Linked DNA regions of Homo sapiens: region 2 is linked to region 1. Evidence: chromatin loops called from intact Hi-C (ENCODE). Cell type or tissue: heart left ventricle. All regions are shown on one strand. Each heading gives the region's core, and the rest is flanking DNA. Links, peaks and the distances in the headings are about the cores only.

Region 1 (16,862 bases), core at 3,205-11,204:
ATGTGTCTGGCTTTAACTGAGAAAGGATCTGAGTCTTTTTGCCACTGATTATGTTCATTTCTCTCCCTCATAGGTATTTTGTGGGAGAACTTCTGATGAAAAGAAGGTACCCAAGACTGCTCTCATTCCATCATTATATCTGACATCTCTGTTACACATTCCCATGACCCCTGAGCCAAAATTTATTTATTATCATTTTTTACTATTAAAACAGTAAATCAAGCTTCATGATGTATGTAGCCTACTATATAAATGTTTTTCTGTCATGACTTTAATTTTTTTCTCATGAACGTTTATTTTCACAAATGAAATAATATATTTATTCTTGACAATATTTAGATGTGTTTTTCTGGTTTTTAAAAAGGCGGTTCTGGCATTTAAAAGTCCCCAGTGCATCTGATGGCAGACTTGCTCCAAGCTCCTAACATCACTTAGTGGGCAGGTTTATTCCTTGGTCAGATTCACTCCTGCAGTGATCGGCAAAATACTCCTAGAATTTAGCTTTCACTCCTATGAATCTAAAGAACTCCATGAAAACCTTGCTCATTATATTATGCAGTCCATGCTATTTAGCTCTATTCTTACTGGTTTTAAAAAAATAATCAATTGCATTTTTGTAAAGAAATTGGTATTATTTTTCTCAGGAGCCCCACTACTTCATGCCTCCTTACAGCTCACCTGAACCATGGTGATCATAACTGGATTTGGCTTTCAATCACTCCTCTTTTCAGTGCACTTCCTATTACGATAGCATCACTCCTCTGCTTAACAAGCCCAAACATTTTAGGATGACCTACATAGCTGTGTGCTTTGTGAATGCCATGGCCCCAGCATCATTCCTCTTCATTCCTGCCACACACACTGTTCTAGGCTCACCAAATTTATTGACATTCCCTAAATATGCCTCACTATTCTGCCTCTCCATTCAACTAACATTTGCTGAGCTCCTACTATGTGCCAAACACTGGAGATACAGAGAATAAGAAGATGCAGTTTGACTCCGCAATCCATGCTGTCTCCCAGGTTTAGAATAACCCTCTAGCAACTCCTACTAATCTTCCAAAAACTACTCACACATCATCTTCTTTTCAGCCCCACCCCCAAACACCTCATTTGCACAATGAATCATCATTCTTTTGTATTCTTAGTGTTTCTATGATGGTGGCAAGATAATTAGAATTTGGGTTTGCATTACTAAATTTTTTCTTACTCCCCAATTCCAAACAGATAGCTATGATTTATCCCTTGTCTCTGGATTCTGACAAGGCTCAGGACACACTCAACCTAAGTTTACGGACTCTGAAGCCCTTTTGTCAGAGGCATTTGAACCAGAGCAGCTCCATTTTGAATACAGGCTGGCTAAAATGAGGCTAAGACCTGCTGCGCTGCATTCCCAGTAAGTTAAAGCATTCTAAGTCACAGGATAAGATAGGAGGTTGGCACAAGATACAGGTCATAAAGACCTTGCTGATAAGACAGGTTGCAATAAAGAAGCCGGCCAAAACCCATCAAAACCAAGATGGTAAACTTTTTCTAGCATATGTGAAAAAAAAAAAAAAACAAAATATGGGCAAGCAGCAGCCTTTGGGGCTGCTTTGTCTATGAAGCAGCCATTCTTTTATTCCTCTACTTTCTTAATAAACTTGCTTTTACTTTACTCTATGGACTCGCCCTGAATTCTTTCTTGCCTGAGATCAAAGAACCCTCTCTTGGGGTCTGGATTGGGACCCCTTTCTGGTAACATCTTTCTGGTGACCACAGAAGGGACAATAGTGAGGAAACCCCTGACCCAAAGACTAACTCCAGGTAAGTGGTGGGGTCTGGTAACACTTTCAAAGTACTATTCTAGGTATCCTGACTTTGGAGAGGGAGTGGAGAGGTTGTGGCTGAAGGGTTGAAGGTAAAGAAGAAAGAGAGAATGTCTTTGAGATGCTGGAAAGTGAGTAGGGGAGGCTGCAGGAGCTTGAGATGAAAATAAATGTCTGTGAGTCTGGAGAGATAGCAAATCTGGAGAAATATTTGAGAGTTGCCTGTGGAGAAGTCAACACCTAGAGAATGGGATTCTCAGCTTTGCTAATGATTTCTACACCCTAAGTGTATCAGAAAAGCAAGAAGGCATGAGACCATAGAGTTTTAAGCAATGCACTTCTGTCTCCATGAAAATCAGTGTAAGGTATTGATCAGTCAGTCACTCTAGAAGCTCAATCCTGTGAAAAGTCATTAATGTGAAAAATGCTCACAACTTTTCACAGTACTAGGGGTGGGAGGAGGAGAACAAATCCCTTATAACTAGAAGTCTAGAATTCTCCTAGAGAATATTGAGGGTTAAACATTAAAAAAAAGAAATTTTAAAAAATGTTATACTTAATGCAAACCTAATCTTTTGTCTTGAGTCTTATCAATTACACATTCTTCTATTATAACATGCATCAATATGTTCTATAATTATATATTTACCTGTCCCTCTGTTTGCCAGAAGTTTTGAGGACAGGGGTCATGTCTTAATCATCTCTGTCACCTCCGGCTATGGCACAAGATTTTTCATACTGAAAGAACTCAATGTTTATGAGACAATTGTCCCAAATCACCAAATATACATGGAAATAAACTACCAAGACGGAATTTATTTTAAAACTCATTTCTTACAATACATTTCCCTTGAAGTGTTTCCTCATACTTCCATACACATGTGCAAGGCAAATACTGCAGTCTTTTCTAACTGGAGTGTACCACCTATGTTTAATATTTGTATAGAGTCAAAGTTCTACTAAGCATGGATATGCACTTTGGAAATGTTCATCTTTAAATATTATCTGAGAAAACGGGAAATAACATGACATGTCAACTTGTATAATCAATGTCCTACCCTGTTGGAAGGGCAATAGTAAGCATCTAGGTTTGCATTTACACTTGCTGTCACACATAACAATCACTGTAGGGCAAATAGTAATTAGTGTGTAATGAACAGTGTCCAAATGGGATCAGCTCCTGAATTACCATTTAAATGTGGTAATGGCAGAAAACTTGCCACAATTATTGCTGCTCAGCAAGCCCCAAGAGATCCCATTCTTCTCCAAAGTCTTAGGATATTTAGCACATTTCTTTCTTAGTGTTCTTAAACTGTTGGCTATGCTTGGCACGTTTTTTCTCCCAAGTAAATAAGCTCTGAGATTAGGAGACATAACTTTAGCTTTTAAAATTCCTGACAGCGCCTTCATGCTTTGTAATAGGCAGGCACTCAATAAACACACAATTGTTAATTAATCTGACAGTATCTAGAGTAACAAAACTGTAAATTACATCTTGTAAATATTTACTTTCTATCTTCTAGGGGTGAGAGATAATGGCTCGTAGGGGAAAATAGAAAATAAAGATCTAATTCCAAACACTATGATTTAAGTCAATGGTAAAGTGCTATAGTCTAACATATGAAGGTGTTCCTTACCTTCATATTGCTGTTGCATTTACTCAATAGATGCTGCATCTCTCCCTACCCAACAGATGCTCTGGACTATATAGCTGTGAATAATGCAGAAGTTCACCTCTCATAGAGCACGCAAACTTTTGAAGGAGGATATTGATATACTGATTAACCAAATAATAACAGAAATTTAAAGCCTACGATGGGTGATGGGGCACATCTATGAGATCTGGGCCTGTTCCTAAGAGGTGCAAATTGGGAAGAAAATGATGGGACAAATCAAAAATGCAAACTGGATTATGCAGCTCTCTGATTCAAAGACTGCTATACTTCCTTATTTCTCTCACAATAGAGTCCACCTTACTTAGTGCCACACAAAAGTTTCTAGTATGAAGGTCCTGCTCCAATGTTATCTTTCATCCTCTGCTCCCTCCTATTAGTAGCTCTGATGTATTGCTGCAATTACCTTAACGACCATACTGTCATACTCCATGCTGTTGTCATGTTCATACTCCTGCCCCCACCCTAAAGTTTTGTTATAAACACTGCTATATATGTGTCTCTCTGTGTGTGTGTGTGTGTGTGTGTGTGTGTGTGTGCGCGTCTTTCTCCACTACATAATATTGATCAGGGAAAATACAAAAGACCATGCCTTGTTTTTTTTTTTTTGTTTTGTTTGTTTGTTTGTTTGTTTCCCTCAGCACTTAGAAGAAAGAAAGAACTAACAGTCAGGTGCAGTGGCTCATGCCTGTAATCCCAGGACTTTGGGAGGCAGAGGTGAGAGGATCACTTGGGGTCAGGAGTTTGAGACCAACCTGGTCAACATGAGAAAACCCTGTTTCTACTAAAAATACAAAAATTTGCTGATGGCAAATGCCTGTAATCTCAGCTACTGGGGAGGTTGAGGAAGGATAATCACTTGAACCCGGGAGGTGGAGGTTGCAGTGAGTTAAGATCATGCCACTGCACTCCAGCCTAGGCAACAGAGCAAGACTCCATCTCAAAAAAATTAAAAAAATAAAAATAATAATAAAAAAGAAAGAACTAACAGCTTGAGGTACTGGGTGATGATTCCCAACTTTGCTACACTTAGAATTACCTGGGAAGCATTTACAACTCCTGATACCCAGTTTGCATCCGCAATCAAATCAGAATCTCTGTGGGGGTAGGACCCAAGGAGCAGGGATTTTATTATTTTTAAAATTTATTTTTTTGGAGACAGTCTTGCTCTGTCACCCAGGCTAGAGTGCAGTGGCATGATCTTGGCTAATTGCAACCTCTGCTTCCTGGGTTTAAGCCATCCTCTCACCTCAGCCTCCTGAGTAGCTGGGACCATAGGCATGAGCCATCACGCCAGGCTGATTTTTGTATTTTTTGTAGAGATGGGTTCTTGCCATGTTGCCCAGGCTGGTCTTGAACTCCTGAGCTCAAACAATCTGCCCCTACCTCTGCCTCCCAAAGTGCTGAGATTACAGGAGTGAACCACGGCACCCAGCCAAGTCGGCAGGAATTTTAGAGCTCACCGGTTGGTTGCTAAGTGTAATCAAGACTGAGATCCATTAATTTAAGGGTTCAATTACTTATGGGGACATTTGTGAGTATTGTTGAAAGTATATGATGTGGGCAATAAGCCAGAACTCACTGAATTAAAGTATGAGCAATGAGAAAGCAAAAAGAAACAAGTGTTAGACCAGTAGTATGCTAGTCTCTTGAGAGTCTAGGTAATACCATTTAGGACACAGGCATGGGCAAAGACTTCATGACTAAAACACCAAAAGCAATGGCAACAAAAACCGAAATTGACAAATGGGATCTAATTAAACCAAAGAGCTTCTACACAGCAAAAGAAACTATCATCAGAGTGAACAGGCAAACTACAGAATGGGAGAAATTTTTTGCAATCTATCCATCTGACAAAGGGCTAATATCCAGAATCTACAAGGAACTTAAACAAATTTACAAGAAAAAAAGAAATAACCCCATCAGAAAGTGGGCAAAGTATATGAACAGACACTTCTTGAAAGAAGACATTTATGTGGCCGACAAACATGAAAAAAAGCTCATCATCACTGGTCATGAGAGAAAGGCAAATCAAAACCCCAATGAGATACCATCTCATGCCAGTTAGAATAGTGATCATTAAAAAGTCAGGAAACAGGCCAGTAACAGGATTACAGGCCTGTAATCCCAGCACTTTGGGAGGCCAAGGCGAGTGGATCACAAGGTCAGGAGAGCAAGACCATTCTGGCTAACACGGTGAAACCCTGTCTCTACTAAAAAAAAAAAAAAAAAAAAAAAAAAAAAAAAAAAAAAAGTTGGGCATGGTGGTGGGCACCTGTAGTCCCAGCTCCTCGGGAGGGTGAGGCAGGAGAATCACTTGAACCCAGGAGATGGAGGTTGCAGTGAGCCAAGATCGTGCCACTGCACTCCAGCCTGGGCAACAGAGCGAGACTCCATCTCCAAAAAAAAAAAAAAGTCAGGAAACAACAGATGCTGGAGAGGATGTGGAGAAATAGGGACACTTTTACACTGTTGGTGGCAGTGTAAATTAGTTCAAACATTGTGGAAGATAGAGTGGTGATTCTTCAAGGATCTAGAACCAGAAATACCATTTGACCGCCAATCCCATTACTGGATATATACCCAAAGGATTATAAATCATTCTACTATGAAGACACAGGCACACGTATGTATATTGCAGCACTGTTCACAACAGCAAAGACTTGGGACCAACCCAAATGCCCATCAATGATAGACTAGAAAAAGAAAATGTGCACATATACACCATGGAATACTATGCAGCCATAAAAAAGGATGAGTTTATGTCCTTTGTGTGCAGGGACATGGATGAAACTGGAAACCATCATTCTCAGCAAACTAACACAGGACTAGAAAACCAAACACCACATGTTCTCATTCATAAGTGGGAGCTGAACAATGAGAACACATGGACACAGGGAGGGGAACATCACACATCAGGGCCTGTCAGGGGTTGGGAGGCTAGGGAAGTGATAGCATTAGCAGAAATACCTAATGTAGACGACGGGTTGATGGCTGCAGCAAACCACCATGGCACGAGTATATCTATGTAATAAACGTGCAGGTTCTGCACATGTATCCCAGAACTTAAAGTATTATAATTTAAAAAAAGAAAAAGAAAAAAGAGATTCTCTCTATAGCCAATTATGTTAGGAAACATGCCCCATCTTTGATAGCATTAGCATATTGAAGACTGAGCAATTATTCAACAAAGAAACCTGTTTAACATTACCTAATTGAATATTTTCTAAATTTATTTGTCTTCAGAACACTACTTTTCCCATCTAACACCTATTAATTTTCCCAAGAAATGCCAATACATTTTTTTTAATTTCAAGAAATTACATGAGAATGGCAGTGCAAATAATGATGTATCTTAGAGGAAGGAAAGAATGGTTGAGAGAAGACTTTATATCCTTAGAATAGGAAATAATTGGTCACATTTGTAGAATGAAAAGAATGAAACATAGGGGAGGGAGGAATTGAAGATGCTGTAACAAGCAATGATCTGATTTCTTTAGCCCTGGTAAGAAATGCACAGTTAAACTGTGGGTGGATTTTCTTTTCTCAAGCCTCTCTTCTCCATTGATGACCTCACAGAGTCCAGAAGACAAGGGAACATGGACTGGCATTCTAATGTAACATTCATTCATGCCTCAACATTTATTGAGCATCTTCTATGTGTCTCGTCTAGACAATAGAGGTGACTATTCCATTTGGAATGCCAACAAAAGCCTCACCCAAAAAATGAAACTTAAATTGGTTTTTCAAAAGTGAGTGGATAATTCACTAGGAAGAAAAAGAAGAATATGAAAGACAGAAGAAAGCATGAGAAAACAACAATGAAAGAACAAAGTAGCAGTCCAAAAAATTGTGACTGAAATACGGATGGGACTGGTAGAACATGAGGCTGGAAAATTAGACTAGGCCACACATATACAAAAACTTTAAATGGCATGCAAAACAAACAGTTTGGGATTTATGAGGTATAAAATAGGAAAAGACATGCTATATTTGTCTTACAGAAAAATCACTTTGACAGCAGTGTGAGTGATAAACTGGAGACCTGCCACAGAGGGACTAGTTTAGAGCCTACTGCAATTATGGAACTGTTGCAGGTTTCCATGGATACAACTGGGTATAAAGTATTATTTAGTAACAGAGCCTGAAACATCATGTGATCATTACTGGTTTAAAGCAAACCTCCTACCTCAGGATTTGGGCACCTTTCCAAAATATAAACTCAGCATTTATATCAACTGCTGCTATGAAAGTTATTTGGGATCATGTAGATGACCTTTCATGCAAAAAGTAGATCACAAAATGTAGGTCGTTGAAAAAATTACAGCAGCACTTTGTAAAATGGAGATTTGAGAAGATACTCATTTTATATTTATTTTGGGGGTCTCATACCTATCTTGAATATATAGTTATGGTAGAAAAAGTTCTATTTCTGAAGCACAGTGGTGTGATCTCTGTTCATTGTAACCTCCACCTCCCAGGCTCAAGCGATCCTCCTACCTTTGCCTCCAGACTAACTGGGACTAAAGGTGCGTGCCACCATGCTGGGCTAATTTTTGTATTATTTTGAGATTTGGAGAGATAGGGTTTTGCTATGTTGCCCAGGATTGTCTCAAACTCTTGGGCTCAAGTGATCCACCCACCTCTGCCTCCCAAAGTGCTGAGATTACAGGCATGAGCCACTGCACCTGGCCTGGCAATAGTACCTTAATGAAAGACTTAGTCATTGTCAGAGCTACCTCATAAAAAGGTAAATTTCCTTTTTCTAAAAAAAAAAAAAAGCTTATTTGTTGCATATTGAAATAAGCATTCAAGCAACTGAACCTTGTATGAGATCCAGTGGGAGAGTCTACAGACACCAGGAACTTCCTGGCTCTGCACAGACAGATTTTGCGGAGAAAACACAATCTTGCTCTCAAGGTAGTGAAGCTTTCATAGGTTATTACTGTTTCATTTCTTCCGGAAGTTGTTTCAAGCTTTATTTAAGATTGGCTGAAAAAAGCTTACTATGATTCCTTTAACCATAAATAAAGCATAAAAGAAGAAATATCACAAAATCATCCAAATACTGCAGATGCTTTCTTGGTTTTAAAGTCACAGATTGAAAACTGGTTTTAAAGCAGGAGGTATAAGCATTTGATGCTCTGATTATTTTTTACTTTAAAGAAATAATTGGAGTTTTAGAAGACTTGAACTCTACAGCATAGAGAAACCAACAAAACCAACCTAATAAAAATATTGCATCTTAAAGGTAAGAGCTAAAGGAATATTAATGTGGAAAAAATAGGAGCCACTCTGAAGAATCTGACTTAAATCACATAGGAGAAAAAATATTTTTTCCACATTAACACCTAGCATTAGCTAATTTTAAGGAAAAAAGAAAACATTTATTAGGCAACTTACAAACTTCTCTCATCAGCTGAAAGAATTATCAGACTTACTCTGTTGAAATTTCTTTCCTTCTTTTCTCTGTCTCTCTCTCTCTCTCTCTCTCTCTCTCTTTCTCTTGACGGAGCTTTGCTCTTATCACCCAGGTTGGAGTGCAGTGGTGCAATCTTGGCTCACTGCAACCTCTGCCTCCCAGGTACAAGCAATTCTCCTGCCTCAGCCTCCTAAGTAGTTGGGATTACAGGTGTGTGTCACCATGCCCAGATAATTTTCTTTTTTTTTTTTTTTTTTTTAGTAGTAGAGACGGGGTTTCGACACGTTGGCCAGGCTCCTCTCGAACTTCTGACCTCAGGTGATCTGCTCACCTCGGTCTCCCAAAGTGCTGGGATTATAGGCTTGAGCTATTGCACCCAGCCTACTCTGTTGAAATTTCTAGAGGAAGAATGGAATTTCAGTGGCAAATACCAGCTCAAGGTAATGAAGGCATTTCTAACAATTAGCACTATCTCTAGATGGACTATGCAGCATTTGAGAGGGTGTATGTAGTCATTTGTGGGTGGTACTCTGGCAGAAGCTAAGAGACCATCATGCGTTTGCCACAGGAAGCATATGGGTGAACTAGATGACCTCTAAATTACTTTTGATTTTGGAATTACATATTATCAATGAAAACGAAACTGAGGTTGAACTGTTAACTTAATTGTACGAAATATATCACTTTCCAAATCCTTATATCAAAATACTATTTCTAAAAGACTTACTATGTTATGCATCAGGCACTATGCTAGGCATAGGGGATTCAGCAATGATAATGACAGAATGAATCTACTGTGGCCAGACTCAGTGACTCACACCTGTAATCCCAGCAATTTGGGAAGCTAAGGCGGGCGGATCACCTGAGGTCAGGAGTTCAAGACTAGCCTGGCCAAAATGGGGAAACCCCATCTCTACTAAAAATACAAAATTAGTCAGGTGTGGTTTCTCATGCCTGTAATCCTAGCTACTTGGGAGGCTGAGGCAGGAGAATTGCTTGAACCTAGGAGGCAGAGGTTGCAGTAAGCCGAGATTGCGCCACTGCACTCCAGCCTGGATGACAGATCGAGACTCTGTCTCAAAAAAAGAAAAAAGAAAAAAAAATGAATGAATCTCTTACGCTTATGGAGCTTTAGAGTCTAACTGCGAAGACAGCAAAGTAAGCATTAATTACAAGGAGGGATAATGATAGAGGAAGTACTTGTATTTCTCCTCCTTATGACCACTATTATTATTAGACAGACTATTTTTTTTCCAAAAAGTTGATACTGTTCTCAAAAGCACTCTGTTTCTACAAATGCTAGAATCCAAAAATTATGTCAAAATGTCTTTTTAACATGAGAACAATGATGTCAATGATGGGTGAAATGATAATGAGTAGAGGAAGATGAAAGCATACATATATTCTTCCAGTCTCTGGTTTTCATATTATTTGTAAGGCATGGATGCTTTTCAAGAGAAAGGCTAAGATGATATGGCAGTGGCAACCATGAACCATTAAAGCAGCAGTTAGAGTTACTAGATGTAAATAAAGAAAAATCTATCTCCAAAAGCTTGCTTTGAACTTTATAATGGGTGGATTGCACTGATATCATCTGAATCCATTGATCAATTACAGCATCAGTAAAAGTAGGACAAGAAGGCATCATTTGCCTTCAGTAGGAAGTATGGAGCACCATCTATGAAGTATTCTTGCCATTTGAAACCATAACAACAACAAAATCCATTTAATGTAATCAGGCCTGTACTCCTAATTAGCAAATTACAGGAACAAGGACAGGTGAAAAGAGAACAAATTAAATGATACCATGAGAATAGTGCTTAATCAATCTATGTTTTTCTTTTCATATTATTAAAACTCCAATAAGGTAACTATTACTGTGCATTTTCACAAATAATGAGACCAAAGCTCAGAAGGCTTTATTAAGATATCCAAAGTTGCAGAGTAACAAGCTAAGATAAGGTTTGGGGAGTACTGTACCTAAATTCACAGGATGTGTTTTGCACTGGGCCTCACTGCCCCAAGAGAGATTATTTCATCCACTCTCATTTTACTGCAGCACAGAAGGACTAAGCCCTTTGCTCAGAAACCACCAACTAGTACTTGCAGGATCTAGGTGTAGATTACAGGTTCCTTAATTCCAAATTCAGTGCTCCTCTGTCCCTACAAATTATAAATTTGGGCAACCCTTGATGCCCAAGCTGCAATATGGATCAGTTAAATCAGATTCTTTGAGGGTTGGATTAAGAAACCACTATTTTCTAAAGTACCCAAGGTGGCTCCACTTTGCAGCTAAGGTTGAAACACTGGTGTTATGATGCTTATTTCCCTAATCCAACTCAGCTATTTTACATTTTATCTAATCCTATTCATCACTAAATTCTGAGAATTTCTTCCCAGGTACCACGCTTATCTAAACTATATTGAAAATATCAGTGTATGAAAGGAATTCCACCTCCTCTGATAATATTTTAGTTACTATGTTTGTTAAAATCATATAACAGGCCAGGCACAGTGACTCATGCCTGTAATCCCAGCACTCTAGGAGGCCAGGGCAGAAGGATTGCTTGAGCCCAGTAAGTTTGATACCAGCCTGGAAAACACAGGGAGACCCATCTATGAAAAAAGAAAAACATTAAAAAAAAAAAAATTTAGCCGGGCATGGTGTCACATACATGTGGTCCCAACTACCTGGGAGGCTGAAGGGGAAGGATTGCTTGGGCTTTGGAGGCCCTGGAGGCTGCATTAAGCCACGATCACATCACTGCACTTCAGCCTGGGTGGCAGAGTGAGACCCTGCCTCTAAAAATAAAACAAATCTTGGCCAGGCACAGTGTCACATGCCTGTAATTGCAGCACTTTGGGAGGCAAAGGTGGGTAGATCACCTGAGGTCAGGAGTTCGAGACCAGCCTGGACAACATGGTGAAACCCCATCTCTACTAAAAATACAAAATTTAGCCGGGCATGATGGTGCATGCCTGTAATTCCAGCTACTCAGGAGGCTGAGGCAGGAGAATCATTCGAGCCCGGGAGGCAGAGGTTGCAGTGAGCCAAGATCATGCCATTGCACAGCAGCTGGGGTGACAAAGCAAGACTCCATCTCAAATGATAATAATAATAATATGATAAATCAGATCTCAGGACATTAACTGAGCCTTGTTTTACGAGGGACTATGAAAACTGTGTCATATGTCAGCATCCATAAGCGGTGCTCCCTCTTCTACTTCTGCTTTCACAGTACAGACCCATCTAGGCAGAATCAGCTTTCTCCAGGCATGTTGGGTCATTCTCTTCTTTCTTGCTTTAGTGCCTTGTTTTTGTGAAGAGCTGAGCAGAAACTGCCCCTCTGGGTAGACTCATCTAGGACTTACTCTTTCTATTTTAAATGCTTTGTGTCTAAATTTGAATGGTGTATTCATACATCTTAGTTCATGAAGAAGGAAATAGGATGCCTATTTTACACCTACAGGCTTAAGCCATATGGATTTCTCAGCTTTTACCAGAGCTGTGTTTTGGGAGCATTTAGTATTCAGGTATAAAGTGGTACTCTGAGGCCAATTTAGCTTCTATGCCTTATGTATACATTCCGTAATTAGAAATTCCAAGGGAAGCCAGCAGTGGGGCTCACATCTGTAATCCCAACACTTTAGGAGGCAGAGGCAGGCAGATCGCTTGAGCCCAGGAGTTCAAGATCAGCCAGGGTAACATGGCAAAACCCCATCTCTACAAATGGTACAAAAATTAGCCAGGTATAGTGGTGCACACTTGTAGTCCCAGCTACTTGGGAGGCTGAGGTAGGAAGATCACCTGAGCCCTGCGAGGCTGAGGCTGCAGTGAATCCTGATGGCTGAGGTAGGAAGATCACCTGAGCCCTGCGAGGCTGAGGCTGCAGTGAATCCTGATGGAGCCACTGCATTCCAGCCTGGGCCACAGAGTGACACCTTGAAAAAAAAAAAGTAAGAAGGAAGGAAGGAAGGAAAGAAAGAGAAAGAAAGAAAGAAGGAAAGAAAGAAAGAAGGAAAGAAAGAAAGAAAGAAAGAAAGAAAGAAAGAAAGAAAGAAAGAAAGAAAGAAAGAAAGAAAGAGAAAGAAAGACAGAAAAGCAAGCAAGCAAGCAGGCAGGCAGGCGGCAGGCCGGACACAGGGAGGAGTATGAATGTCAGGGCAAAAATAGGGCATTTCTGAGTCCCTAGCCATCATACCATCAATGAAGAAAATAAATTTCAACCTAAACCCTAAACATTTATTATTATTAACTTGTATTGGTAGTTTTTTAATCACTTACATGACAGATTCCACCCTTCCCCTATTCTCTCCACAATACTGTGGGGACAGCAGAAATATTCGACAGATTATTAAATCCAGGATTATTGAGGCTAAGTAACTTGTTCTGTAACACAAGCTGGTTATGAGGATATGACTAGAATCTATCTGCCTTCAAATATAATGCTCTTTTAACATACCTTGTTTATTTTTTCAAATTCATTCTTCAGGAATTTAAAAAGGGAATTTATCATGTATAAATATAACTGCAGTATTTAGTGTCAAGACCTCACTGCTTAACAAAACCAGAACTTTATTCCTCTTATAGGATAGCATTTTTGGGTATTTCTTGGATAACAACAGTAAACTTTGTATACCAAAGAAATCTGCGAAATGAAACTATGAATTATCACTATTAATTAAAAAATGAGAAAAAGAAGGAAATAATTGCCTTTTACAACTTATCCCTCAAAACTGGTACATGGTAGGTGTCCAAGGAATGTTTAGATAATTGCTATAGAAGTTCAAATGCTCAAAGGATAAATGGCTTAACACAAGGTAAAAATAAAAGCTTACAGTAGAGAATAATTATATTTGACTAATTAAAATATGAACTTTGCTCACTTCATTGTGTTTGGATTATATGTATAAAGGTAGTGATCTAGCTATGCTGAAGCTATCTCTACTCTGTTATTTTTATGTAGAAGATTGTACACAGGTAACCCGCATATATTATCAAGCAAGAATAAGGAGAAATTATATTTGGTGTTGACAGGTTATTCTGGAAGCTGTAGTGATACATTTGCCACTGAAAGAATTGTTTTGAAACACACACACACACACGCACTCATGCACATACAGAGAATATTGCTCTTCATTATTGACACATTTTTTCCAATAATAAAGATAGGCATCAACATGTAATTAAGAAGCATTAGGAAAAATACCCGTGGAAACTACAATTGTGAGAAAAATTAGTACATTTTCTGGAAAGAAATGCAGTGCTTCCATGTATCATCTAAGAGCTTTAATCCAACAATCATTTCATCTCCAGTAATTTATTCTAAGTAATCAAAAGACAAGACAGGCAATTTTGCATAAATATGTTGAAGAGAGCATGACTTATGACAGTGAGAAACTGGAAATTACCTAAATATCCAACAATACAAAATGACAGGATTTGGTATCTCGGTAGAATTGAATCTTAATCACCTACTAAAATGTTTTTAAAGAATATATAGTGACAAAATAATTACACGTGATGATGTTAAATGAAAGATCCAAAGAAAATATGCCTACATTTTGACAATGTTTATGTAAGTAAATTTAAAAAATATATTTCAGTTTTTACACAATTGTAGTTTACAAATTTTCTTGAATAATCATGACTATAGATAGAATATTGGGAGAACATATTATTTATTAATATTGCTAAAGGTCTGTGGTAGAAAATAGACTGAATTCGTGGTTAGAAAACCTGAGCCCCAAATGAATACACTTGAGGGTTCATCTTTGTGATCACAAGCCAATTATTTAACATTTGGGGTCTCAGTTTACCCTTTTGTTAAAAGAGTAGCATAAATTCCAGAGGTCTAGAATTCAAATATTTTCAGAGGTCCATCAGATAATATAAAAGCATCAGGAAACTCAGATTCAGACATTCATTCAATGAAGAAATATTGACTGCTTATTAGATGTCAGGCTCTGTGCTGGACACTGGGAATACAGTAGTGGGAGAAATAGAGGTGGCTAGCTGCTTATATTGTGATCAAATCTTAATATTTTCCTAGAGATGGAGAAGTAGGGTAGGACACAGTAAAATAGCTGCAATAAAATCAATACTTTGCATGCAGTGTCTCAGTTTATTCTCTAAACAACTCTAAGAAATACCTATTATTTTCTCCATTTCTCCATTCTACTGGTGAAAAAAAAAATAGGGAATTTAACTGACTTGCCCAATTTCATAAAGGTATTAAGTAACAGAAAGACATAAAGTAATTATATTAAATAATGAAAACTTTGTGATATTAAACAATTCACTCAATCTTTCTATCAGTTTCTAAATAAGAAAGAGACAAAAGCTTGAGTAGATTTCCATTAAGCTTTCCTTTCAATTCATAAACACTATGATTCTATTTTCAATCTAAATTTAGCTCTGTAAACCATATACCAGTGATCCCATCTACATATATTAAAACAACCTATTTTCCTATTATCACCAAAAAGCAAGTGTAATTTGATTTTGCTTTTATGTCCCTTTAAGGATGCAGTGGGAGAAATAGAGTGATCACCTTGGGGCTCTGGAATATTCTCATTTGGAGTCTACTTTTGATTTTGCAAAAAGTCAGCTTCCTCAATATGTTATCAGCTCTGCAGAAGATCTTAAAAGTCTGCTGACAATTGTCACCTCAAACATTAATTCATTCAGTGTTTCTTCACAACAGAGAATTACTGTTGCTGAGTTAAATTAAATGAAAAAAAGAAAAAGTGTAAAACAATTTAAAAGAAACTAAAACTCAAACTAAATGATAGACATGAATTAGATAATGTTCTTCTCTGATTGCATTGGTGAAATTAGAAAATTCTAATTTAGAATCAAAGTCCAGCTTATCTTTGAAGGAAATAGAATAGAATAAAATACTGAAAAATGAATAGCTAGCATAAAAGCCTAGGTCAAATGTAACATCAATCGAGCATCTTCTTTTAGTCTTCTACTGAGAATTAATTGCTCTGTTCATGGTTCTCCTAGAGGACATTATAAATGCTTTAGAAGGCTTATTAGTCTGTCCTGAACTCGTTTATGTAACTGTCTCTACCAATAAATATTGAGCTATTAAAGGGCTGTGGCCAGGTTATTTATATCTCTATGCACCCGGATCATGATGGTCTGAACATAGCAGACATTCCATATATATTTCTAAATGAAAAAATGAATAATTCAAATAAAATTACATTTTTCTATTGAAATGTGACTTTTCCTCTACTTGAATATGACCTAGAGCAAGCCATTTACCTCTAGATCTCAATTTGCTCATCTGTAGAAGCAGGTATGCATCTGCATCACCTCTAACATAAAGTTTTAGATGTGAAAGGATGCAATCAATCTAAGAGCCATTTAGGATAACTGTGGAAGAAAAAAGATAAAAGACAATTCTTAGGGGTCAACAATAGGTTCAAAACTAGTCACTCATCCTCTTAATGGCTTCATTTTCCTAGTTCTCAATCTCTGAACCTGAGTCATCTTTGACTCTCACTCTTTCTCATTCTTCTTTGTTACCAAGATCTATCTTCTTAGTTCTCACAATATATCTTATCTCATGTATTGGTTTATGACAAGATTATCCAATTCAGTCATTTTATAAACATTTATTGAACACCTACTATCTGCCAGACACTGTGCTAGGTATTGTGGGTACTCTGATGAACTCAGTGGCTTCAGCCTCTGCTCCCATGGAGCTTATATTCTAGTAGGATCTAAAAACAAACAAATATTCAATAATACACAATGATTAGTTTTTGACATGGAAAAATGGCACCTATCACATGCTGGAATAAGGAAATTTTCTTAAAGAAATGATATCACTACCACCACAATGACTACACAAGGGATCATCATCATCATCATCCTAATATGTAATAAGCTGCTACTAATTTATCCTTAAATTGTTATAAGATAGGTACTATTAGTCCTACTTT
Region 2 (16,862 bases), core at 2,843-10,842, 60 kb after region 1:
TGAACAAGATCTTACTGCCTACAAAACCTATGCTCTTATACCCAAGTCATCTTATTTGGCACTTTTGATTATAAGCACTTGAGAATAGAGGTCATTTAGAATGCTAATGCGTATTAATACTAAAAAGGAACTTGGAGATGCATAGAAGAAGAAACCCCCTTCATAGAAGAAGAAACAGGCTGGTTCTGATACCTTGATTACCAAAGGCTGATTTTACCACTAGTGCAAAGGGCACCTGCATTCTAGGGTGTTTGTATCATAGTTAAATGGATTCAGAATGAATGCTAGTGCTTCCCAGTCTAATACAGAGATGCAAGTAGATAAAATTTGTGCGAGAAATTGAAATCTAAGGGGAAGACTGTAGCTTCTTGACTTTCATTTTATTTCATTTTTCTCTATTGTATCCGTTATAGTTTGGATGTTTGTCTCCTCCGCATCTCATGTTGAAATTTGATACCCAATGTTGGAGGTGGGGGCTGGTGGGAAGTGTTTGGAGCATTAGGTTGGATCGCTCATGCACTGCTGGGTGCCTTCCTTTTGGTAATTAGTGAGTTCTCATTCTTAGTTCTTGCTAGAACTGGTTATTGAAAAGAGCTTGGCATACCTCCCTCAACCCCCGCCCTGTCTCGCTCACTCTGGCTTTCTCTCTCTCTCCTTCTCTCTCTCTCTATATATACATGTGTGTGTATATATATATATATCTCACACACACAGACACACAATGTCAAGCCCTCACCAGAAGCAGATGCTCCTGTCATGCTTCTTGTACAGCCTGCAGAACCATGAGCCAAATAAAAATTTTTTTCTTTATAAATCATTCAGCCTCAAGTATTCCCTTATAACAACACAAAGACAGTGCCACAGTGCCTCATTTCTGAGTAATTATGATTTATTATTTTTTTTCTAAAGCAACAAAATGAATAAAATGTGAATTTTTACAAATGACATATAGGGTTTTCCTCGATTTCTCCTCCAATGATTCAGGTATAAAGCTTCCAAGTACTTAAGCTATATAAGCTTTGAATTGGGGCCATTTTTCTTTGCAGGTTTGTTCTTTGTTTTCTTCCTGGATCTTGAGTACTGCCATGCACTCAGAAGTTCCACAAACCTTAGAGCTCTTGAATATGACCATTAAGGATTCTCTGATGAAAGGAACATACGACTAATTCCCTAGTAACAGTTTCTTTATAGAGTGTCACCATGTACAAATATCCCATTTTCAAAAAGGTGGTAATAGACCATTAAAATGAACTATGATACTCAGCAGAAAATATTTGTTTTTATATAATGGGACCAACTCAGCATCCTACAGAATAAAGCCCCATGAGGTAGATATTATTAGTGAAGGAGAAAGGCTGTGTAATGAATAGGATGGAGAGAAACTCATGAATTAAACAAAGAAACCCAAAGGTTTGATTTCAGTGTGTTGATGAATTAGGTGTTAATGCATAAAGCTACTCATAGTGGCTATGATTTGTGTGTTTTGTAACATGTTTTTAAACAGGAAAATCAAGGTACTGCATTTTCAAAGGGGAAGTTATGCAAAAATGTATTTTCTGTAACTCTTTATTTGATAGGTTTGCTGTCTACTGGAACTGGCCTGCAGCAAAATAGTGAGGTGGTCAGATCTTGTCTTTGGCCCATTTTGTGCTTTGATTCCTCTGAGACTGCCTGTGGCATGGCCCTGAAGGCATGCTTTATGCCTGCAATCCTGGTTCTAAGGAAGGATTCCAGGGAAAATCACAGAGCCACACTAATTCTACCCTTCCATCAACACATCTCCAAACTCAGACCTGCTCTTAAAGCTGCTCAGAAATCCTAGAGATGACTCTAGGAAGTTCCCTTGTCTCATGTTCCTTCAGAAACTATTCCAAATTCCACCACCTTCTTTGAGTCCATAATATAATCTCTCTCTTTCAGAGAGTAAATACAAGGTACCAAGAAAGAACCCTTTCAGCTTCCAGTTGATGTGTACTCTAGTAGCCTCTATTCCAAAACTAATGTACCCCATGAGCTGAAAATTACATCTATTCATTCCATCTCCTCAGAAATATACCTCTTTCCTCTATTTTAACTTTTTCCTCTGAAGCTGCTCCAAAAGTCTGCCTACATTTGTTTAATCCATTCTTTACCTTTCATTCTTTCTTTCTCCCACTACAATTGAACTCTCCTCCCTCATTACTCCACTGAAACCACCCATGTGGAAGTCACCAATGACTTCCTAATTACCAAATGAAAAGAACCTTCTCTCTCTTTCGTTGTAGGTATTAGAGATGTGGGAGTTTTGGCCTGAGACTAGACATTTTCATTACTGACTTGAGACTATTATGGAGAAATTGGACATCTTAATTACTGAATTGAGATCATTATTTACAGTTAAAAGGCTCAAAAAACTTGAGCCAACTGGAGTAGTCATACAAAGCCAAGAATAGTGAGAAGGTAGGAGAATCTTGTTTATTTTGTTTACACTGATGAAGTGACAGACACAGAGGGATTAAGAAATTTCCCAATATCCTATATCAGGTAAGTAGCAGATCTTGACTTTGAAGTCAGAGAGCTATGCTCCTTCTTGCTTAACCTCTCATTAAATTGCTATTCATAGTCTCTTATGATGTTACTTTTTCAATAATATGCTTCAGAGGCTCTCCCAATAAGTATATACTGATCACAGTATTTAAGAGATGAACTATATTTTATTGTGTTAATATGCTGTAATGGATTTTACCATAACAGAAAAGTTATAATAAACTTTCCTGTATGTGTGTGTGTGTGTGTGTGTGTGTATATATATATATATATATATATATATAAAATTTTTGTGCATTTGTTGAAGTACCGTTTGCATGGTAAAATTTCTGGAAATGGAATTGCTAAGTCTCAAGGATCTGTGCTTTTTAAAAAGTGATGGATACTTTCAAAATGCCCTCCAGAGATGCTGTACCTTTTTTTTTCTGAAAGCAAACATTATCTTACTTGACCTTTCTGAGCTATTTGACTTTGTTGACTCCTTCATTCATCAATCTATTCATTTTCATGATACCGTTACCTTCCAGTTGATATCTAACTCTGCCTGATCTTTCTCCATCTTCTTTAGAGCATCCTCTCCCTTCATCTCCCCTTTAAACACTGGGTTTTCTCAGGCTCACTCCTTTTCTTTTCATCTATAAGTTCTTCCCAAGTGATTTCATCATACTTATTGTTCCAACTATAAGAGTTAAACTGCACTCCATATCGTCTTAGAAAATCTTAGCCTTTTCCTGTTGTTATGTAGTATTTTTGTACTTTTGGACCAATTAATTATGTTAATGGGGGAGAACTCAGTGATACTCTTCATACTAAGATGTTCAGATCCAGATCCAGAAAACTTTTCAGAGTTCACAGGAAGATGCTATGTGTCTTGAGACAAATAAAAATAGAAGCTTTCAAAGCCATAAAGAGAGCAAAGGTCACTCCTCTTCTGTCTCCGGGTGAATTTCACACTGCTTGAGATGGTCACAGGTTGTTGGAATCCAAAATCAGGTGAAGCCATTGGTATTGGAAAACAGACTATGGCTTTTGAATTATTATGTTGATATGATGGCATTTGTAACTAATGAGGCATTGGGAAATGTGTTAATGGGAAAAGGGATTTTTGTGACTTGTATAATCTATGGGAAAATGTAACCTTGGAGACTGGACTAGAGACATCTATAACTTTGCTTCCATAACACCAGTAGGCACCATGAAAGGTGAAAACTCTGTGATCCAGTTCAGCATCAAACTTTTTCATATATTCTAAGACCCCAAAGAGTCATGAGTACCAATATACAGATTTTAATGCCAGTAATAATGAAGTGGTCAGAATTATTGGAAGGCGGAGGAGGTACATTGGGAGATGAAGAATATCACTGTAAATATATGAGGAAAGACTAGATAATATAGCAGGAGAGTTTTAGAGGGAAGAGAGGAAAAAAATAGGCTTGTCTGGAAGAATGATAGCCAGATGATTATGAAAGAAGCTATAAAACCTAAGCAAGAAGCATGAAATATTTGAATACATGAAGAATGTTCTGTGTTCCTGGAAGAGTAAATATTGTAAACGTGTCACTTCTTTCCAAAGTTTGTCATAACTTTGATGCAAAACTAAGTTAGACATTTGTGTGTGTGCCTGTTTGTGTGTGTGTGTTTCTTTTTCTCGAGTTTTGTAATAGTCTAATGAGAAATAATAGTAGAGGAATGGAAGATATACAAGAGTTATTTAAGAGATAGATTTATATCAATGATTGGTTATTGATTAGGTGTATGGGCTATGGGAGGAAATTTAGGGTAACGCACACCCTTCTGTCTTGAGAGATTGGTTGGATCATTGTGGCATTCACTGTCACAGACCAAACAGGAGCAGGATCATGTTTAAAGAAGAAGGCAATGAAATCAGCTTTTGACATTTGAAATCAAACTGTTTATGGAATGTGTAAGGAAAGATTTTTTTCAATAGCTTTGGGATAAGATCTAAAGTCAAGAAGATAGGTCTGGGCTAAGTTTATTGATTTGGACATTAGCATATAAAAATAGACATGCCAAGAAAAATAAAATTAATTATCATGTTTAATACTTACTGAATACCAGGGACCAGGCTCAACTGCTATAGGTATTATTTCATTTAAACCTTTTAACTATTATTGTTAGACCCATCTTACAGATGAGAAAATTAAACCTTAAGTTATTAAGTGACTTACCCAATGCACAGAGTTAGCAAGAGGAAGAACCTGGATATAAATCTAGGCACTCCAAATCTAAAGTCAGTGTGTTTCACAAGATAGTGCAGGACAATGGTGAGGTACAATAGAATCCAATATTGGAGGTTTTTTTTTTTTTTTTTTAGATGGAGTCTGGCTCTGTTGCCCAGGCTAGAGTGCAGTGGCGTGATCTCAACTCACTGCAACCTCTACCTCCCGGGTCCAAGTGATTCCTGCCTCAGCCTCCTGAGTAGCTGGGATTACAGGCATGCGTCATCACGCCCGGATAATTTTTGTATTTTTAGTAGAGACAGGATTTCACCATGTTGGCCAGACTGGTCTCCCACTCCTGACCTCAAGTGATCTTCCTGCCTGGGCCTCCCAAAGGGCTGGAATTACAAGCGTGAGCCACTGCACCTTGCCCAATATTAGATTTTTAATAATTAAAGTAGATGTGATTCCAGACTTGACAGATGTAGAAAGAAATTCAGAGCAGTTTCAATTCTAACTGAAGGCTCTTTCAAAAAGATCTAACTTACATTAAACTGAAATGATTTTCCTGGTAACTTCCACCCAATGCCTACCTTGAAATCCCTGCAATCAACAGAGCAAGACCAAAGTCTCCTTACATAGTCAGTTATTTGAAACCAGTAAGTAATGAGTTTCCATATTCCTGCCTCCAGTAATGACTCCCCTGTTACCTCAGCATCGTCTATCCTTTATTTAAACATCCTCACTTCTTCAGATAGTCTCTTACATGGTCACCTTGAACTGCCCTCACATGTGCCAGCTCCTGTTTGAGTATTTATCTTGCACTATCATGACAGAAGCAGACACATTATGCATCAAGAGTGATGATCCTGCTCCCTAAGTGATAATTCCACCAGTATATGTTCAAGTCCTCCTAACTTATGGGATATTACAGCAAATATTTCCACCTGGGTCTCAGGAAAATGTCTCCTGCTCCTCTCAGTGTCAGGCATTCTCTTGGCTCTTTCATGCAATAACAGGATGGGGCATAGTGAGGAAGAGGACAGAGGAATTAGTAGCTTATTGTCTCTTCTAGCCTTTCTTGGGAGAGGCATTTGGCATCTCCATCACTCCAGAATTCTAAGGCATTCCTGCAGAAAAGATCTTTAGCCTTAGGTACCTCATGCAAATTCAGTGTTGGTTATAACTCAGCTTTTCTGTTTGTAGATGACCAAGTGTATAAGACTGAATGCTTTCTTAATAGAATATGAAGTGGTGTCTTATAACATTAATATTACATTATATAGTACTCACAAGCCACACCATGAACCTGAGGACCCTCTTTTCTGAAGATCCAAAAGCTTTCTTCTCCATTGCCACCACAAGCAATTCACCCATGGAACTTCTTTGTAACCCCCATATCCTCCTTGAAGTGAAGATTTTTGTGACACTCACCTCATCCCATCTCTCACTGAATCTTGAAGATTATCAGATTTGTCTAATTTCTTCTCACTTATTATAAACTCTGTGAGGGCAGGGGCTATGGATAACTTACCTTTAAATGCCCTACATCATCTAAAGCATTCATAAATGTTTTCTTAAAGAATTGCAGTCTACCATTGATCACTTTCCTGGGGGGAGGGACTATTTTTCACCTGCTAACTATGCCAGTCTTTGATCCCTACTTTCTTATCTGTAATTGGGAATAAAATAGTAGCTTCTTCACAGGATCATTAGTAGGATATAATCAAATAATGAATGGTACATAATAAATCTTGCCTATAGTCACCATTTAGTAAGTCCTGTCATTTATACCATTTTTCCAACTGTATTAAAGGACGTGCTGTTCTGAATTGTAATATTTATTCACTTCTCTCTCTAGCTGGCTGGTATGTTCAATATCGGGGCCTGGATCTTACTTACTTTTGAACATGGCACAAATGTTTGTTGGATGCAAAGCTACCTCACACCAAGCCTTTGCTTCATCACATTCATTCCCTTACTTTAGTAGTGTGTGCTGGCATGAAGTTCAGAGGCAAGAGTTTGCTGACACTCCTCTGCTGGGACCCCGATGTAGCTCTGGTTTCAGCAGACTTCTTACCACTCTCTTCCTCTCCATCTTTTGTCCTCAGCAGACCACCTGTCTCATTAAAGACCAGAGCTTTGGGAAACTCACTTTTTTCTATCCTGATTTATTTAAACAGAAGCCTCCTTGAGACAAAAACGTATCTAAATGTTTTATAGCATTTCTGAATTTCTGTTTCTCTTAATTGAAGTTCCATGTGTAATGTGTAGATAAACATTTTTTCCCTAGAAAAATGAAAATGCTGACCAGCTGTGAATCTTTGATATATGAAAGGCTCTGATCTGCCCTGTGTATTGTACCCATCATCAATAGGTTTGCAGGGCAATTTAACCATTCTATTTCCTCCCGTCCCATTCCAATCTCCTTTCATTTCATATTTCACAAAAACTGGAAACATAAGCAGAACATTGACCTATAATCCAGCTACTCAATTTCTACAGAGCGGCAAAAGCCTCAAGAGAATGCAAACATACTTTGACTCCATATGCTTTAATGTTGAGCAGCCTGCTTGGGGTTGTCCAATGGCACAAATAATCCTTAATCTCCTTCGAGCCAAGAGTTAAATGTTTCTCTTATCCTGAGTGATTTACTAGAGAACAGAGCAGAAAATAAACGTAATGGGCTACACCATCTATTTCTTAAGCAAAAAAAATACTAAGTCACAGAGAAAAGAAATATTCAGAAGAAAGGGCCCAGATCTGGAGAGATGGAGCTCACCAGAAGAAAGAACATCAGGAATGAAAGCCAGAAGATCTGGGTGTGACTCTTGGCTTTGTCTTGTCATTCTGTGACCATGAGCAATTCAAAATCTCTCTAAACCTCTTTATCCTCATCTGTAAAATGATGACCAAACTGTACTTTGTTTTTTTTTGTTTGTTTTTTTTTTTTTTCATGGAGTGGTTGTGAGAATTAAACATATGTGCAAGTGCTTGTAAATAGCAGGAAACTATGCAAATGTTACTCTTAATTTCTATCAGGGGGCCTTTTCATCCACCCATGCAAATGTTTCATTAGCCTGTGCTCAAGTATTCTGAATGGCATTCTGCCAGTTCATTTCCATTCACTAAAACAATCAACATTCCAGTAGAATATTGATCTGGGCCTCAGAGTAGAAAGCAAGACTAATTTATTCATGACTTAGTAACAGAGACAAAGAAAAGATGTGTTACCTTAGGTCAATTTTCATTATGTACAAGAAAGACAAAGGAACCGTACAGACACCATTAACAACAAACCTCACAGCACAAAACCTCTGCATGGAAAGAAACCCAGTCCTGCTAGAGAGAGGACTGTTGTTTCACATGGCATGCATCGACAGGTTGGAATCATGATGCATTCAGTTCCAATTTATCATCAGTAGCAAATAAACTCTTCCATGTGTATAACCAGTCCAATCTTTCTGAAGTATTCAGAAATATATCCAACATCTGTTCACTTCTCTGAAAAGACATCCATTCGATTCACTTGAGCCATGGAAACAAAAATCACCATATAAAACATAGGTCTGCTTGCTAAAAAGGCTACTCAGTATATTAAAAATGTGAATCAGCAAAACAATATAATACACTGAAATTTTAGAAAAACTTTATCATACGAAGAGTATAGCCAAATGTAGTGGAAGAGAAATATAAGTTAAATATAGTAGCAGGGAGGAAAGAAAAATACTCTGGGCTAGATGTCATAAATCTAATATTCTGCAACTATGTTTGGGATCATGAAAAGTCTCTTGACTCTACTCTGTCCCATTTCCTTAATTGTGAAAGAGTATAGTTGAATTTAAACAATCTGGACCATAATGGAAACAGAGAGATCACAGTTCAAATCTCCATCCTAGCACTCACTAACGAAGTCACCTTAGGAAAAAATCTCTAAATAATTAGAACCCTGGTATCTTCATCTGTTAAAGGGACATAAGATTATCTCTCTCAAAAAATTGTAATAGGGAGTGGAAAAAAATGCATTTAAAATACCTGGAGCACAGTAGGTATTTGAACTATTTTAATTCTCTACCCCCCAACAAGTTTATATTTCTGTTTATTGTGTTAGGATCAGTTCAAACTAATAGTTTTGTTTGTAATAATTGCTATTTATTGAGCACCAACTCTGTGCCAGGTGTTATCTTTATCCTTAACCTTAACAACGATTCTTTAAGTAGTCATTATTGTCCCCATTTACCATATGACAAAACTGAAGGCCAGAAGGATTAAGAATCTTTCCTAGGATCACACAGCTAGTAAAGCCTAAAGCAGATATTAAAACCTGATATGACTGTTTTAATGTGCTAATCCATCTCCCAACAGACCTGTAATAACAATGATAATCATAGTAATAATAAAAATAAACCTATTTTAATCTAATGGCCAAAAAGTTCACAACAGTGATCCTTTAGAGCACTGCAGCTTACTGAACTCAACTAAAAATGTGTGAGATAATCAAGCAATGGCAAACAGGGGCTTTGATGGAATGACTACAGACAGAAATGCTGTAAGGAGCCATAGAAAAGAGCAAAGAGCCATAGCCATGGGACTGGCAAGCCTGCCTCCCTGCCCCTAGAACATTCTTTTTATGAGACCAGCTCTATGGCCTACACATTGGACCAGAAGTCCTCAACCCTTTTGACACCAGGAAACAGTTTTGTGGAAGACATATTTTTTTCACGAATGAGAAGGGTGGGGAGACAGATTCAGGATGAAACTGTTCCACCTCAGATCATCAGGCATTAGATTCTCATAAGAAGTACACAACCTAGATCCCTCACATGCACAGTTCACAATAGGTTTCCTGCTCCTATGAGAATCTAATGCCGTTGTTAATCTGACAGGAAGTAGAGCTCAGGCAGTAATACTCAGTCACCTGCTGCTCTCCTCCTGCTGTGTGTCTTAATTCTTAACAGGCTACAGGCCAGTACCATTAGGCCACACTCAACTGCAGGATCTGCTTCCAATACTGCTCGCAGTCAAAATTTAATATAGTTGTTTATTGTCTAGCATTGCAGCAAAGGCTGCTAATTAACCTCCAATAAACGGTCATTCCTTTTTCCTTAGAGGACTGCCCCACACCCTCCTCTCGACCTTTTTAGTTGGGCATATAACCATATATAATAAAGATGACATTTCTCTGCCTTCTTGGAAGCTTTGGTATAGCAATCTGACTTATTTCTGGACAATGTAATTTAAGTAAACATGTGCTGTGTAGGAACAATTCCAAAATGGGGAATACAGTGGGTGGCTTATTTACTGCTGCTTCTTTCTCCCTTCTTCCTTCCTTCTTACTTTCTATAGGATAAAATGTATACACGATGATTTAATTTTGAAATGCCATCTTGGATGGGAGATGAACTATTTATGTTGAGGGTAATTTGAGTGACCAGATAGAAGGATCGTGGGTCCCTGATTATCATGGAACTACCAACCTTGATCAGAATCCTTCTTTCTAGGTTCATTTAAGTGAGTGATATAGATGAAATGTTTGTATCCCTGCCAAATTTCATATGTTGAAATCTAACCCCTAGTGTGATGGCGTTAGAAGGTGGGGCGTTTGAGCAGTGATTAGGTCATGAGGCTGGAATTCTCGTGAATGGGATTTATGCCCTTATAAAAGAAACTGTAGAGGGCTCCTGATATGGTTTGAATGCTTGTCCCCTCTAAATCTCATGTTGAAATGTGATCCCCAATGCTAAAGGTAGGGTCTGGTGGGAGGTGTTACAGTCATGGAGGCAGATTCCTCATGAATGATTTGGTGATCTCCCCATGGTAATGAGTTAGTTCTCACTCTATTAGTTCATACAAGAGTTGGTTGTTTAAAAGAGTCGGCACTTCCTCACCTCTCTCTTGCTCTCTCTCTGGCCATGTGACACACCCACTCCTCTTTTGCCTTCCACCACGATTAAAAGCTTTCTAAGCCCTCACCATAGGCCAGCACATGCTGGTGCCATGTTTGTACAGCCTGCTGAACTATAAGCCAAGTAACCCTCTTTTATTTATAAATTATCCAGCCTCAGATATTCCTTTATAGCAATGCACACTGGACTAACACAGCTCCCTAACCTCTTCCAGCATGTGAGATTACATCAAGAAGATGGCCATCTATGAATCAGGAACTGAGCCCTCACTAAACATCAAATCTGTTGGCGCCTTGATCTTGGAATTCCAAGCTCCCATAACTGTGAGAAATAAATTTCTGTGGTTTATAAGCCACTTAGTCTATAGTATTCTGTTATCACAGCCTGAATAAGCTAAGACAATGAGAAAGGAACTTCTTTCTTTTTACTTCAAGTATTCTGTCACTCACAGACAAATTTAATTCTAACTGACAAAAATATCAAGTCCAACTTGTAGGTAGCCTCAATCTAATTGTGTATCTTCTGGGTGGAGCTTTGTATTTTTTTTCAACACTTTTTAAAATTTGAAGTCCTGTCTGTCCCTGGACCCTCTCTCTAAAGTGTGGGCTCTCTATTCTGCCCCTCAATTCCCACTAGGTCTGCTATAATGCCTTTTCAAGACTCCTTTCAGTTTGCTCTAGGTCTAGACTGGAATGTCATCCTCTTAATATATCTCTTGACTACCAATAAACTTCTGGATCCAAAATCTCTTGATGTTTTCCAGATATCTAGAGATGCTAGAAGCTCTACTATCTCTTTGGGGCATGACAGTGCTTTTATGATTATCTGGAGCAAGAAACAAAACTTACATGCAGATATCACAGATCCTAAGAATAAAAAGGGTGAAATCAAGTAAGTTACTGAATGACTATCCTTCACTCTTTTTCCAAATTTCTCACCCTGGGAATTATCATTTGGATGTTGATTTTCAATAATGTCTCTATAAGATGCTAAACCAACTATGAGGTATATGAGGGCCCACAGTTCATATAAGACCACCCTCCTTTCTGATATCAATTGCAAGTTTGGGGGATTCCCAAGGTTACCTTCAACTTTTATCATTCACTAGAAAGACTCACAGAACTCAGTGAAAGCTGTTATATTCACGACTACAGTTTATTAAAGGAAAAAAATAGACATTAAAATCAGCCAAAGAAAGGTGTCCATTGGGCAAGGTCCAGAAGAGGTGCCAAACATGGGGCTTCTGTCTTCTACTCATGGAGTCATGAGCACATTACTCTCCTGGCATTGATGTCTGACAACATGCACAAAATATTACCAACCAGGAAAGCTCACTTGAGCCTTAGTGCTCAGAGTTTTTACTGGGGCTCCATCACATACTGTTCATAAGGCTGAAATTTAGTCTCCAGTCCATCTGGAGACAGAATTGATACCACATGATCCAAAACCCCCATTAAAAATCACAGTGTTAGACGATCCAATGGCAAAAACCCCAGGCAAACAAAGGCATTCCTACCAGGCATCATATTCTAAGAATCCAAAGATTACCTCCCAGGAACTGAGTGTAAAGGTCAGACTTCTGTTAGGATAATGTTAAATTCTTCATTACACAGCATTCCTCTTAACTCCCAGGATCCTGGATTTGACATTGACAATTCCGATATTTCACTGGGTACCCTGACACTTCATTTGCTCTGGCAAAACATGTGCTGTACTATGGTTTGTGCTATTTTTGGTATCTGCATCACCATAATGGTGTGTCTTATCTCTATAACCTTCTGAGGACTGGTCTGATACCTCTTTTAAGGAAGTAAATATGATGGGCAGACCAACCTGACCCAGAGTAGAAATGCTAGAATCTGAGGCAGGGCAGTAGAGAGATGCTTTTGTCCAGGCCTAAAGAAAATAACCCTCAGTTTGAACTAGACTATGATGGAACATGCTGTAAAAGAAGGAAAATCTACATCCCACACCAGCCTTTGATTTACGCATTTTCATATGAAAGCCATTTCATCAGCAGTGTTGAATATGAAGAGATATATAAATATACACATTGACCCAAGCAATAGGAAGTACACTGCAAATGCAGATCTCACTCCTTCTGACAAAGGCAAGGTGACTAAGTGGGCCTATTTCTTTCTGTGACTTCCTGAATCTATGATTTAAATGAAATTGATGCCACAAAATGTTTCATCGCATGTTATAAATAAACTCTCTGGCCTGAAGGACTCAACTTCAAGTTGTACATTTTTATAAAGAATACATTACAGTTTAATGTGGGAGTGGGAGGATCTAATTCAATTCAAGCAGTGATGATTAATTAAAGTTAGTGTGCAAAATTTGTTTATGATCTACAGATATAAAATAAAATTTTATGACTTTGTTACCATATACGCCCCCTCTCTCCAGGTAAAGTCACCTGCAATTTCTTCATACAGAAAAAAATGCCAAGGCATAATGCTTATTTGTAATCATGCCTTTGCAGGTAGTTTTGTTTTGTTTTGTTTTGTTTTAACTGCATGGTCTAGAGATGTTGTGAGATGGTTTCTTGGCTTAAGGGCACTTGAATAAAAATGAAGGCTGAAAGCATCAGAAGTATTTGCCTTGTAGAATGGATTACAAAGTCTCAAATGTAGCAATATAATGTAGCTGAGAACCAGGTTATCTATCTGGGTTCTATCTCTGTATATCATCGTGGGGACCCATTTTATCCTCTGAACAACAGCTTCCTCAATTATAAAGTTGAAATAGACCTAATGCTCACATCTTCAGGGATTATAAATATGATATGTTTGTAAAGTGCATCTTAAAACTATAGAGTGACATGAGAATGTTAATTGCTATTATGTGTACTTTTCAGTGAAAATTTATCATCACTTAATAATTCACTATGGACCAAGAGCTGAAGTACAAGCCAGGGATATAAGAGCAACTAAGACATGATCTGTCTCTTTGAGTTCCTCACAATTCAGTATATTTGTGTCTGTAAGTCAGGTGGGGGAAATGGTGTTGAGGGAGGGAGATTCAGAGATTCAGAGAGACTGAGAGAGATGTCCCTCATTCACTTTCCAGAATATAGAAATAACTTGGCAGGACTTAGCAAAGTCCTTGATCATTAAAGATGTTCAATATAAATGTTTATATATTGACCACGTAATGCAGATCCAGAGACAACTCATCTCAAGTTTCCTTAAAGAAGCACAAGACATACTGAATTAACGGTAACAAGACAGGGAGTAAAATCTCACCTGGACAAAATGCATCTGCCCCTCCCCCATGCATGTTTTAGCTTTAATTTTTTTCTCTGTAATTTCTCTAGTTTAGAAAGGGTCAGCTTGTACTAGGGAACCACAAATGGAAACACATGTGACATGATAATATGGAAGTAGAGGGCCAGCTCCTCTCACATCATCCTGGTTTCCATAACCATTCATTCAGATGTCAGTATCAGATCATCAGTACTTAGAGTCAGTTTCTTTGTAAATCTTTTTTTTTTTTTTTTTTTTGAGATGGAGTTTCACTCTTGTTGCCCAGGCTGGAGTGCAATGGTACAATCTCTGCCTCCCAGGTTCAAATGATTCTCCTGCCTCAGCCTCCCAAGTAGCTGGGATTATAGGCACATGCCACCATGCCCAGCTAATGTTGTATTTTTACTAGAGATGGATTTCTCCATGTTGGTCAGGCTGGTCTCGAACTCCCGACCTCAGGTGATCGGCCCACCTCAGCCTCCTAAAGTCCTGGGATTACAGTCATGAACCACTGTGCCTGGCCATAAATCTCTTTTTAAAAGCAGTCATGGCCCAGACATGGTGGCTCATGCCTATAATCCCAGAACTTTGGGAGGCCAAGGAGGGCAGATCCCCACCTGAGGTTGGGAGTTCGAGACCAGTCCAGCCAACATGGTGAAACTCTGTCTCTACTAAAAATAGAAAAATCAGTCAGGCATGGTGGCATGCACCTGTAATCCCAGCTACTAGGGAGGCTGAGACAGGAGAATCGCTTGAACCTGGGAGGCGGAGGTTGTGGTGAACTGAGATTAAGCCACTGCACTCCAGCCTGGTCAATAGAGCAAGACTCTGTCACAAAAAAAAAAAAAAAAAAAAAGGCAGTCACTTCTGAGTTTGAAGGTCCTGATTAGATCCTTCCAGTCAGGGATTAAACCGGAGAACTGAGAAAAGGTGGAGCTATAAGTCTAGTTTTATTGTTAACAAATTGGGGCATTTTCTGAGCCAGCCTACTCAGTTATAATTAAGCCCTGAGAGGAAAAGCCCTACCAGGTTACAGGGTAACATCACCCTCTTCCAATTTCCTAGCCAACAAGACCACTTTAAGACATAAATACTTTCCTCTGTTTATTACCGGAAAATACATTTTCCTTAGTATGTCCTTCTCCCATTCTTTACCTTCTTCACCATTTTGAAGATCACCTCAGATATTAACTATTCAACTTATTCTGTATTACATTTTCTCCATACAGAAAAACATACCAAGATATAATGCTTATTTGTAATTATGCCTTTACAGGTTATATATATATATATATATATTTTTTTTTCATATATTCTGCATGGTCTAGCAATGTTGTGAGATAGACTCTTGGCTTGAGGGCACTCACCACCATCTCTTTCTCCCTCCCTTCCCTGACCCAAGGCTGGATCAAAGATTGCTGTCCTGGGCTCCAAGAGTGAACTCTGGTGGTTATCTCAAACAAATTAGAATCTATTCTAACAGTCTATTGACAGGATATCCTAAAAGGCAGGTACCTTTTCTTATGAATCTGTGCGTCTCCAGAGTAGACACAGAGCACAGCAAATATTTGTTGAAAAATGCATGAATGAATAGGGCAGGAACACAGGATATTTATTTACTGTATCTCTTATTCTTTCTATCCCTAGAGTGACTCTAGTTTCTTTAGGACTGTCTTAATTTATGACTATTTACTTGGCACACTTATATATTACCTTTCACTTTCAAAAAATAAATGGGTTTGGATGACAAATTATATAGTCCAACACTATTCATACCTGAACCTGTTTGTAGGCCCCTTATATCTGGACCCTGAGGTTCTGTCATCCTTATATCCAAGTTCCCATATCTAATTCTTAATCATGGGCTGACACTGGACGACGATCTTTTACTTCAGCCAATTCCACTCCTGCTATTTTCCCTCTCTTCCCCTACTCAATTCAAAGGGCCTTGCAAATGTCTTGTCTCCAGATCTGGTGCCCAGGCAGGCAAGCCATGACTAAAGGACACCTGTTTTGAAATCCTAGGCCTCTTTGGACTAGAATTCCTGACAACCAAAATTCAGCTTTTTAATCTCAAAGTAAAGTTACAGGCAGAACAACAACGACTATTTTATACCTTAAGAGGCTTCCTTCTGAATGAAGCAAAGTGGCAGGCACATTTCCATGAAATATAGTCTTAACATTTTTCAAATGATCTTTTTTGCTCTATGGATAAACTAATGAAAAATAATCATAATTCAATGTTAAATATTAGCTGTGAATGACATTTGTGTACATATCGTTCCCTTTTTAAAAAGTTTCAAATTCTAAGCCTCCTCCTTGGCTCTCAAAAAACAAAACAAAACAAAACAAAACAAAAAGCCTGAAATAATTTGTCCACTAAAATTACAAATTATATTTCAAATGACTTAATTACAAAGTCATGGAATATAATGAAAATGACAACTGACTCTAAGTTAGTAACTACACTTATAATTAACAGAAGACTTTGACAAATGTTTATAGTGCTTTGAAACAGGAGGTCAGGACATCAATTACAGAGGTAACATAAACTCATTTTTCCTATTTATAATTCAAATCCAAATTACCACATATTGTAACATGTGGCAAAAGCCCCAGCTTTTCAAACTTATGCCTGGAGGTCAGGTAATTGTCTCATAGAAGGAAAAAGCAGAAAACCAAGCAGGACAGATGGGAAGTAGGGCACTGTGGGCCAAAAAGCTTCAAATATATTCAAAAAATTGTATTGATTTTCAGAGATGCTCTGGCTGTGTGTTCCCCTAGCCAGCTTTATTTTCTATCATACTTCTCTCCTTTCCTTACCAGCACCCTGTACAAAATAATATGAAGATGCTGATATCTGATGATTGTGGTAGATTGTATTTCTGTTTATGATTGTTAACACCCCTCCATTGTCCTTTCCCTTAGGAAATTATACATTCCTGCCTCATTGATTTGGAGTTTGGCCACGGTATATGCTTTGGTCAGTGGAATATGAGTAG

What was found. Hi-C counts contacts between places; a loop is a spot of excess contacts. Peaks named below come from ENCODE experiments on the same cell type or tissue, not always from the same donor. Only the 100,000 strongest peaks of a DNase experiment are listed, where the experiment ranks them.
Region 2: it touches region 1 in a loop (3-fold over the local background); 2 of 110 quality-filtered maps call a loop at or near these places.

What each region holds. Positions count from the first base shown.
Region 1 is chr11:84,587,238-84,604,099 of GRCh38, forward strand. All of the region lies in intron 6 of DLG2 (discs large MAGUK scaffold protein 2), which reads right to left. It overlaps LOC105369416 (a long non-coding RNA gene), which reads left to right and starts at 7,715. Exons shown (of 4, transcript XR_007062820.1): 1 at 7,715-7,785; 2 at 8,648-8,732. In heart left ventricle, for the core only: no CTCF peak of the experiment used is centred there; no DNase peak of the experiment used is centred there.
Region 2 is chr11:84,648,092-84,664,953 of GRCh38, forward strand. The region is part of intron 6 of DLG2 (discs large MAGUK scaffold protein 2); the gene reads right to left. Among named protein-coding and RNA genes, the nearest start is that of DLG2, 970 kb to the right of the region's middle. In heart left ventricle, for the core only: no CTCF peak of the experiment used is centred there; no DNase peak of the experiment used is centred there.